Linked DNA regions of Homo sapiens: region 1 is linked to region 2. Evidence: read pairs that join two places in POLR2A ChIA-PET (ENCODE). Cell type or tissue: GM12878. All regions are shown on one strand. Each heading gives the region's core, and the rest is flanking DNA. Links, peaks and the distances in the headings are about the cores only.

The links. ChIA-PET counts read pairs that join two places held together with the same protein. Peaks named below come from ENCODE experiments on the same cell type or tissue, not always from the same donor. Only the 100,000 strongest peaks of a DNase experiment are listed, where the experiment ranks them.
Region 1: POLR2A ChIA-PET joins it to region 2 with 7 read pairs; 3 of 35 experiments call an interaction of 5 or more read pairs at or near these places.

Annotation. Positions count from the first base shown.
Region 1 is chr14:63,555,910-63,561,289 of GRCh38, forward strand. No RefSeq gene overlaps it. Among named protein-coding and RNA genes, the nearest start is that of PPP2R5E, 15 kb to the left of the region's middle. In GM12878, for the core only: no CTCF peak of the experiment used is centred there; no DNase peak of the experiment used is centred there.
Region 2 is chr14:63,868,475-63,873,854 of GRCh38, forward strand. The region is part of intron 1 of SYNE2 (spectrin repeat containing nuclear envelope protein 2); the gene reads left to right. Among named protein-coding and RNA genes, the nearest start is that of SYNE2, 18 kb to the left of the region's middle. In GM12878, for the core only: no CTCF peak of the experiment used is centred there; no DNase peak of the experiment used is centred there; H3K4me3 peaks cover 1,257 bases; H3K27ac peaks cover 2,203 bases.

The DNA.
Region 1 (5,380 bases), core at 193-5,192, 310 kb before region 2:
GGTGGATCACGAGGTCAGGAGTTCAAGACCAGCCTAGCCAAGATGGTGAAACCCCATCTCTACTAAAAATACAAAAAAAAATTAGCCGGGCATGGTGGTAGGCACCTGTAATCCCAGCTACTCAGGAGGCTGAGGCAAAGAATTGCTTGAACCCAGGAGGTGGAGGTTGCAGTGAGCTGAGATGGTGACACTGCACTCTAGTCTGGGCAACAGAGCGAGACTCCATCTCAAAAAAAAAAAAAAATACTATCACTCTACTCTACTACAAGATGTTATGAACAAGGACTAATTACTATGAAAGCCCAGAGTTTGTTGCAATATCTTATGATCAGGAGGAAAAAATGGAAAAAATAAAAAGAGAAACAGAGGCGGTGATACTGGTTATACTCAGAATTCTCCTTCAGGCCTGGCCTGGCACACTTGGCCTCCTTTTGTTTGTTTAAAGTATTGTTTACTATGAGAGGCCGGGCACGGTGGCTCGTGCCTGTAATTCCAGCACTTTGGGAGGCTGAGGCGGGTGGATCCCTTGAGATTAGGAGTTTGAGACCAGTCTGGCCAACATGGTGAAACCCTGTCTCTACTAAAAATACAAAAAATCAGCCAGTGTGGTGGCACACACCTGTAATCCTGTAATCCCAGCTACTAGGGAGGCTGAGGCAGAAAAATTGTTTGAACCTGGGAGGTGGAGGTTGCACTGAGCCAAGATTGTGCCGCTGCACTCCAGCCTGGGCAACAGAGAGAGACTCAATCTTAGAAAATAAAACAACAACAAAAAAGTATTGTTTACTGTGGGCCAGGAACTGTCTAAAGTGGTTCACATAGAATATTTATTTTCGCCGGGCACAGAGGCTCACACCTGTAATCCCAGCACTTTGGGAGGCCGAGGTAGGTGGATCACCTGAGGTTAGGAGTTCAAGACCAGCCTGGCCAACGTGGTGAAACACTGTCTCTTCTAAAAATACAAAAATTAGCTGAGTGTGGTGGTGGGCGCCTGTAATCCCAGCTACTCGGGAGACTGAGGCAGGAGAATCACTTGAACCCGGGAGGCAGAGGTTGCAGTGAGCCGAGATTGTGCCATTGCAATCCAGCCTGGGCGACAAGAGCAAAACTCCATCTCAAAAAAAAAAAAAGAATATTTATTTTCATTTTACCAAGTGCTCCACCAGTATTAAGTTCTTCCTTCTGCTCCTCTCTTCTCCATGGTAGACCTTCAGAGTTGGAAATTAAATGTTTCCCTCACTCCCTCTGTTCTGCAATATTGAGGCACTGAGCAGGATCTGGGGCTCTCTCTCTTGAGTTGGAGCAGCAGGAGCTTTACCAGGGACTTACTGGAGTTGGCACGCGCAAAGGAGGATAATTGCTATTAGGATTTTGGGCAGGGATGCACTTAGCCTCAGCAAGCAGGGACTAGCCGTAGGATGGAAAAGCACTCAGGCCTTTCTGTCTCTGTCCTTGCTGTGATTGTGCTTCGGTCATTCTCCTCTCACTTTTTCTGAGGGGCAGGCTAGGTTGGGCAAAATGGCAGGTCAAGCTCTCATTTTTGCATTGTCTCCATTTAATAGAGCAGCCAGAACATAGGCGAGGATCCGTTAGTGTTAATTCAAAGTTCCTGGGAAAGCGACCCTAGCCCAGGTTAGCTCAGGTACCCTCACCTGGTCCAATCAAATGTGGTCAGGATATGAGACTCACTGCACAAAATGAGTGTTGGAGGCTTTCTGCTGTTTCCATGTGCATTGGAGGAGAAAAAGAGGAGAAGGAGCTTGACATTTTGGGCTGGATGATTCTTCACTTGGAGGTAGTGGGGAGAAGAGTAGGAGCAGTAGCCCTGAGATGTAGCCAATGGGTGTCTACTTATGACATCTTTATTTCCTCAAATTTGTGAAAGTAGAATTCATGATTTAAGGATATGAATTTTTTTTTTTTTGAGATGGAGTCTCACTCTGTCGCCAGGTTGGAGGGCAGTGGTGCGATCTCAGCTCACTGCAACCTCCACCTCCTGAGTTCAAGCAATTCTCCTGCCTCAGCCTCCAGAGTAGCTGGAATTACAGGCGCGTGCAACCACGCTTAGCTGATTTTTGTATTTTTAGTAGAGACAGCGTTTCACCATGTTGGCCAGGATGGTCTCGATCCCTTGACCTCATGATCCGCTCGCCTCTGCCTCCCAAAGTGCTGGGATTACAGGCGTAAGCCACTGCGCCCAGCCCCAGGATATGAATATTTTAAAGCTCTTTTTGTATTGTGGTTGTTTTTTGAGATGGAGTCTCATTCTTGCCCAGCCTGGAGTTCAGTGATGAGATCTCAACTCACTGCAACCTCCGCCTACCGAGTTCAAACGATTCTCGGACCTCAGCCTCCCAAGCAGCTGGGATTACAGGCACAGGCCACCACGCTGGGCTTTTTTTTTTTTTTTTTTTTTTTTTTTTTTTTTTTTTTTGCTTTTTTTTAGTAGAAATGGGGTTTTACCATGTTGGCCAGGCTGGTTTTGAATGCCTGACCTCAAGTGATCCTCCCATTTCAGCCTCCTAAAGTGCTGGGATTACAGGGATGAGCCACCATGCCTGGCCATATTTTTAAGTTCTTGCTAAAGTTCTGCCACATCACCATTACTTTCTCCTCTCATCTTGTTAATTACAGAGATAGAATAGTTAAAATATTTTCCATGTATTTAGTAGTCATTGGTATTTCTTTTTCTGCAAATTGACTATTGGTGGGTTTTGCTTATTTTTTCCATTACAGTTTTAGTGCTTTTGTGATTTATCTATATGAATTTGTTATATGTTGATTTGACACAAGAGTATACCATATCTCCCTTGAGATTTCTTTCATTACTAAGCATAAATTCTTAGAACGTCTTTCCCTTAAAAATTCCTCCCCCCTGGCCAGGCACTGTGGCTCATGCCTATAATTCCAGCACTTTGGGAGGCCAAGGCAGGTGGATCACTTGAGGTTGGAAGTTTGAGACCATCCTGGCCAACATGGTGAAACCTCATCTCTACTAAAAATATCAAACTTAGCCAGGTGGCTATGCACCTGTAATTCCAGCTACTTGGGAGGCTGAGTTGGGAGGATCGCTTGAACCCAGGAGCTGGAGGTTGCAGTGAGCTGAGAGCATGCCACTGCCCTCAAGCCTGGATGACAGAGCAAGACTCTACCTCAAAAAAAAAAAAAAAAAAAAATTCCTGCCCCAGAACTCTTTCTTACAAAAATACTGCTAATGTTCACCTGGGATATTCACTGCAGAATTTCAGTGACAAAATATAGAAACAGCTGGGCGTGGTGGCTCATGCCTGTAATCCCAGCACTTTGGGAGGACAAGGCGAGTGGATCACCTGAGGTCAGGAGTTCGAGACCAGCCTGGCCAATATGGTGAAACCCCGTCTCTACTAAAAAGGCAAAAATTAGCTGGGCGTGGTGGTGGGCACCTGTAATCCCAGCTACCTGGGAAGCTAAGGCAGGAGAATCGCTTGAACCTGGGAGGCGGAGGTTGCAGTGAGCCGAGATCGAGCCATTGCACTCCAGCCTGGGCAACAAGAGCAAAACTCTGTCTCAAAATAATAATAATAATAATTGAAAAAAAAAAAACTGTCCCCATGATCTCATTAGCTCCTCCCAGGCCCCACCTCCAGCACTGGGGATTACGTTTCAACATGAGATTTGGGTAGGGACACAGATCCAAACCATATCACTACCCAAGTGTATAATTTAATCTTTATCACCTACCTCAGTGCATGCCCAAAGATATTCACTACTAACAGTTCCATGTATATCCTTCCAATACTTTTCTAGATATGTACAGGTGTGTGTTTGTGTATGTGTATGGGTGTATATAACATAGTTTTCCCTAGTATACATAGGATACTACTTTACTTATAGTGCTGTGGCTTTTATTTTTCATGTGACATCAGAGACACTTTTCCATATGATATACATCTCCCTTATATCTTTTCTCTCTCTCTCTCTTTTTTTTTTTTTTTTTTTTTTTTTGGCATTCTGGGGTGGGCCCGAAACATCTCCCTTACATCTAATGTCTGCCTAGTATTTTATAGTATGGATGAACCTCCGCCTCCCAGGTTCAAGCATTTCTCCTGTCTCAGCCTCCGGAGTAGCTGGGATTACAGGTGCCCACCACCACGCCTGGCTAATCTTTTGTATTTTTAGTAGACATGGGGTTTCACCATGTTGGCCAGGCTGGTCTCGAACTCCTGACCTAAGGTGATCCACCTGCCTCAGCCTCCCAAAGTACTGGGATTACAGGCGTGAGCCACCATGCTTAGCCTATTTTATTTTTTTTGAGACAGGGTCTCACTATGTTGCCAAGGCTGGTCTCAAACTCCTGAACTCAAGCGATCCTCCTGCCTCAGCCTCCCAAAGTGCTGGGATTATGGGTGTGAGCCACCGCGCCTGGCCAGATCACAGGGGCAGCTTCTAATGGTTTAACACCATCCCCCTAGTGCTGTTGTCATGACAGAGTTCTCATGAAATCTGGTCGTTTAAAAGTGTGTGGCACCTCCCACCTCTCTCTCCCTCCTGCTCTGGCCATGTAAGACGTGCCTGCTTCCCCTTCACCTTCAGACATGATTGTAAGTTTCCTGAGGCTTCCCCAGCCATGCTTCCTGTACAACCTGCAGAACCGTGAGCCAGTTGAACCTGTTTTCTTTATAAATTACCCAGTCTCACTGGGCGTGGTGGCTCACGCCTGTAATCCCAACACTTTGGGAGGCCGAGGTGGGTGGATCACGAGGTCAGGAGTTTGAGACCAGCCTGACCAATTTACTGAAACCCTGTCTCTACTAAAAATACAAAACTTAGCCAGGCATGGTGGCACATGCCTGTAGTCCCAGCTACTCGGGAGGCTGAGGCAGGAGAATCGCTTGAACCCGGGAGGCAGAGGTTGCGGTGAGCCAAGATCAGGCCACTGCACTCCAGCCTGGGAAAAAGAGTGAGATTCCATCTCAAAAATAAATAAATAAATAGATAGATAAATAAATTACCCAGTCTCAGGTATTTCTTTATAGCAATGCAAGAATGGATTAATACAGATATCACTTTAGTTTTATGAGGAATATGTATTACTTTTACCTTTTTTTTTTTTTTTGAGACAGTCTCACTCTGTTGCCCAGGCTGGAGTGCGGTGGTGCGATCTCGGCTCACTACAAGCTCCGCTTCCTGGGTTCACGCCATTCTCCTGCCTCAGCCTCCTGCATAGCTGGGACTACAGGTGCCCACCACCACGCCCGGCTAATTTTTTTTTTTTTTTTGTATTTGTAGTAGAGACGGGGTTTCACTGTGTTAGCCAGGATGGTCTCGATCTCCTGACCTCGTGATCTGCCCACCTCGGCCTCCCAAAGTGCTGGGATTACAGGCATGAGCCACCACTCCC
Region 2 (5,380 bases), core at 307-5,306:
AAAAAAAAAAAAAAGGAAGAACCCATATTGATGAAATCTTAGTAATAAACCCTGATATCAAATACCTAGGTGAAAAGGAAAAAGGTCAAATTCTAGCTACTTTGCCTAATTATTCCCAAGGTCCCAGGTGTCAGAAACATTTAAATAAGATAAACATAAAATTGTCCATAGCAATTATCTCTAGGAAGAGAGACTGCAAGAATGGAAAATGAAAGTAATATGGGGAAGGGCTTTTGCCTATGTGTGCATGTGTGCGTGTGTGTGTATGTGTGTGTGCTGGGGTTTTTGTAATAACAAAAATTCCTTAAAAGGCATTCAAAGTCTGATCAGACTTAATTTTTATCTGCATCCATGAGCTTGGCATAAGGATTACACATTTCATTATCTAATAAAGGGGACACCATTAAGGAAAAGAGCAACATTCTCTCTGCCCCTTTGGCCTCTCCAATTGAACTAAAACAAGACTTATTAAGTTTTTACCCACTCCAAAACAAATGTTTCCATTTCATCAGAAGCAAGAGAGAAAAATCTTAAAGGACATTAACCTTCAAGCAGCTCCGAAGGGAAAGGAATATTAGAACTTGAGAAATAAAATGGAGAATGAAACTCCCTTGACACTCTTCAGGTAACAAGGAGAACCACACAGTTAAAGAGCTATTCCCTCCTCATAGTGAAACCCTGAGGTGGAAACTGATGAAAAGTGTCCCAGAGAGCAGCCTGCTCGCTGCCTCTGGTACTCACTCATTTATCCATTCTTCTGAGCTTAAAGAGAAAAGATAAAAATGAGAAGTGCTTTAAAATTAAAGTTGATGTTTAAATATCACGTCTCTTCTGAGCCCCTACTTTTTCATCTTAAAAATACTATTTCCAGCCAGGCATGGTGGCTCATGTCTGTAATCCCAGCACTTTGGGAGGCCGAGGTGGATCTCCTGAAGTCAGGAGTTTGAGACCAGCCTGGTCAACATGGTGAAACCCCATCTCTACTAAAAATACAAAAATTAGCCGGGCGTGGTGGCGGGCACCTGTAATCCCAGCTACTCGGGAGGCTGAGGCAGGAGAATCGCTTGAAACGGAGGTGGTGGGGGAAGGGGGCAGAGGTTGCAGTGAGCTGAGATCGCGCCACTGCACTTGAGCCTGGGCAACAAGAGCGAAACTTTGTCTCAAAAAAAAAAAAAAAAAAAAAAACTGCTCCCAATAAATAATTTGCAAAGGTGCTTAGCATAAAACCTGAGACACAGTGGGTACACAATAAAATGTTAGCTTCCTTCTTTCAGAACTGAATTTCCAACTGCCGGATAGATCTCGCACTAATCTTTGAGTTCACAAGACCCATTAGCCCACCCCATTGCTGGAATATCCAATTTATCCCATACCTTCTCCTCCTGTATTTTCTCTCTCTCAAGTAATAGCATGAACATTGTCTTTGGCACCTAGTTTCGAATTGTCTGTCTTCTATCTCCTTTTAATCCCCTCTGACTCTGTTCTCCAAATGTCTTCATCACTCACCTGAATTTCTGAAACATCCTTGTAATTGGACTCCTGCCTCTCTAATACATCTTTCAAAACATTATTGCGAAACACAGCTCACACCAAACACCTGCTTTGGTTCCCCATTGGCCATGAGAATATAGTCTGAACACTTGTGTGTGAAAAACCCTCCAAAATATAACCACAAATCATCTATCCAGCCTTCTCTCCCACCACACCCTGCCATTAACCCTGTGCTTTTCTTCAGCCCACAATCTACTCTCCTCCACTCTCCACCCATAAAAGCCCTACTCATCATTCTAGGCCTGGCAATACACCCTCAGCTCAAATGGCAAATGCTTTACAAAATTAGCCCTAACTTCCCCAAAGTTGGCATCACTTGCTTTATGCACCCACAGCACCTTGCTTGTACTTCAGTTGGCACTTCTTCCATTCTAGATAATACTACAGTGACTTGTTTACAAGGCCATCTCCCCCAGTTCCTGAAGAATTAGGGCTCATATATGATTCATTTCTGACTGTCCCCTAAACACCTGATACCTAGCCCCTTGTGTACTGCACCCTTGAACTGAATGTAATAACTAGCATTTGTTACCATGTGTTCTATAGGTACTATGCTTTCTGTTACCTGTATTATCTCAGTAATATAAGTACGTGGGATTTTAGTTTCACTTTTACAGATGAGGAAACTCTACTCAGAGAGGTTAAGTAATTTGCCCAAAATAACACCTCTAGTATATGGCAAAGCTAGAATTTGAACCAGGGGTCAGACTGATTTCAGAACCCAAGCTTTTAACCACTACACTATACCACAGACATTTCTAAAATTCACTTGTTCCTTTAGAATGTATGCACACGGAGTATTACTCAAGATCAACACCCCAGGAAATCATATTTAACCCTATCAGCACATGGAGGTCCTTTTGGTTCTGCTCTAGTCCAGGGGCATAAACAGGCAGACTCATGATATCCCAGATTCATTTATTTTCCAGCTGTTTTTTTCTCATCTACTGTCATTTTACTTTTTTAAATTTAAATTTAAATTTTTAATTTTACTTTTTTGTCTTTAACCAGTTAGAATGCTAAGATTTGATGGTTAAATAAGACCAAGTATCAAATATTTAGTACGAACTCTCCATTTATCAATGCGGTTGCACAGAAATGGATGGTTCTTTGGAGGCAGAGTTAAAGAGTAATACAAACTCAAGAAGGACAGAAAGGAACTAATTTTGGGGAGATTTGAATTTTTTTTTTTTTTTTGAGACAGAGTTTCACTTTTGTTGCCCAGGCTGGAGTGCAATGGCTGGATCTCAGCTCACTGCAACCTCTGCCTCCTGGGTTCAAGCGATTCTCCTGCCTCAGCCTCCTGAGTAGCTGGGATTACAAGCATGGGCTGCCATGCCCGGCTAATTTTTTTGTATTTTTAGTAGAGACGGGGTTTCTCCATGTTGGTCAGGCTGGTCTCGAACTCCCAACCTCAGATGATCCGCCTGCCTCAGCCTCCCAAAGTGCTGGGATTACAGGCATGAGCCACCGTGCCTGGCGAGATTTGAATTTTTTAAAAAAATTCCACTAGAACAAGTATTTCCTTAACATTCTAGTATGAAAACCATTATCTAAAGTGGTTTTAAAAGAGATGTCATTTTTTTTTTTTTTAATCTTTCAGAGACAGGGTCTCACTGTGAGAACCCCAGCTAACTTTTATGTTTTTTGTAGAGATGGGGTTTCGCCATGTTGCCCAGGCTGGTCTCAAACTCCTGAGCTTAAGCTGCCTGCCTGCCTCAGCCTCCCAAAGTGTTAGGATTACAGGTGTGAGCCACTGCACCTGGCCAACTTAAATTATATCTATATATAGATATTGTTTAAAAATTACATAATATTTAGGACCTATGAAAAGGTATAAATGATTATACAGTAAGTATATACCTGCTTTAGCATCCTAGTTCAGAAATAAAATATTGCTAATTTGGTTGTGACCTCTTCCTCCTCCCCAGAGGAAGCTGCTGTACTGAATTTGGTATTTATCATGCTTATGTGTTGCTTAACAATTTTGTTGCATATGAATGTTAAGGTTGATTTTCAAAGTATTTGACAGCTGGTAGTGTGTGGGCCCGGCCGTGTCAAGTTGTACCAGCCTAATATTAGTCCTATCATGGATCCCTGGGAGATACTTTAAGATTCTATCCAGCTTGGTGCGGTGGCTCATGCCCGTAATCCAAGCACTTTGGGAGGCTGAGGCGGATGGATCTTGAGGTCAGGAGTTCGAGACCATCTTGGCTAACATGGTGAAACCCTGTCTCTACTAAAAATAAAAAAAATTAGCCAGGCATGGTGGCACACGCCTGTAATCCGAGCCACTTGGGAGGCTGAGGCAGGAGAATCACTTGAACCTGGGAGGTGGAGGTTGCAGTGAGCCAAGATGGTTTGTCACTGCACTCCACACCCTGGTGACAAAGCGAGACACCATCTCAAAAAAAAAAAAGACAAGAAAAATCCAACAAGAGTCTAATTGGCTGGGCATGGTGGCTCACACCTATAATCCCAGCACTTTGGGAGGCCGAGGCGAGTGGATCACCTGAGGTCAGGAGTTTGAGACCAGCCTGGCCAATATGGTGAAATCCCATCTCTACTAAAAATACAAAAATTAGCCGCACGTGGTGGTGGTGACGGGTGCCTGTAATCCCGGTTACTTGGGAATCTGAGGCAGGAGAATCGCTTGAAACCGGGAGGCAGAGGCTGCAGTGGCCTAAGATCACACCACTGTACTCCAGCCTGGGCAACAGAGTGAGACTCTGCCTCAAAAAAAAAAAAAAAAAAAAGATGATATGTAATTAATATTACAGTTTTACTGTATGTTGCACATTCTTCTGCAAGTTGCTATCTTTCCTCTCAACTGTGAGATTCATCCGTCTTGGTATATATGTAACTCTGATTCATTGATTTTCATTGTTTAATATTCCATTGTATTAGTATGTCTCAGTTTATCCATTCACTTATTGGTTGATATTTAGTTTTTTATGTCTCCTTCTAGGACCCACCTGTTCACGTCTTTTGCTTATTTTCCTGTTGGGTTGTTTGTCTTTTTCGTTTTGATTTGTAGGTGTATTGTTTTTGTAGTTTTCTGGAAACAGTTACTCATTAACATGCACATAAACCACATAATGACAGCTTTGCCTTTCCGATATTATTGGAGCTACATATAGCTACTCATATTTGAAAATGGGTATACTCTAATCAGACTGATGTGAAGTACATAAGTAGAATTGTCTGAGTGTTAATATGCCAGTGACTGTAGATATAAACATATTTCTTTATTTAGAATGGATATGACTTACTTTTTTTTTTGATAAAGATTAATTTCCCCATATTTCCATAGTCATGCAGGTGAAGGTGTGGACTCTACAGTACTCTAAAGTGTGAGTACTTACCTTTTTTGTTTTTTGTTTTTTTTTAGATGGAGTCTAGCTCTGTTGCCCAGGCTGGAGTATAATGGCACGATCTCGGCTCACTGTAACCTCCGCCTCCCGGGTTCAAGCGATTCTTTTGCCTCAGCCTCCCAAGTAGCTGGGAGTACAGGCGCCCAACACCACGCCTAGCCAATTTTTGTATTATAGAGATGGGGTTTCACTGTGTTAACCAGAATGGTCTTGATCTCCTGACCTCGTGATCCACCTGCCTCGGCCTCCCAAAGTGCTGGGATTACAGGCGTGAGCCACTGCACCCGGCCAAGTACTTACCTTTGTAAGAAATCATAAGATTCTCATTTTTTTCTCCATTAACTACATAAAGCAGGACAATGGTTGGCACCATTGCTTCCTCACTGAACTGTGGATGGGTCTCAGCATGCAAAGGAAGTAGAAAGTGAATGGGAGGACGGCGGCTGTTGCTCAGA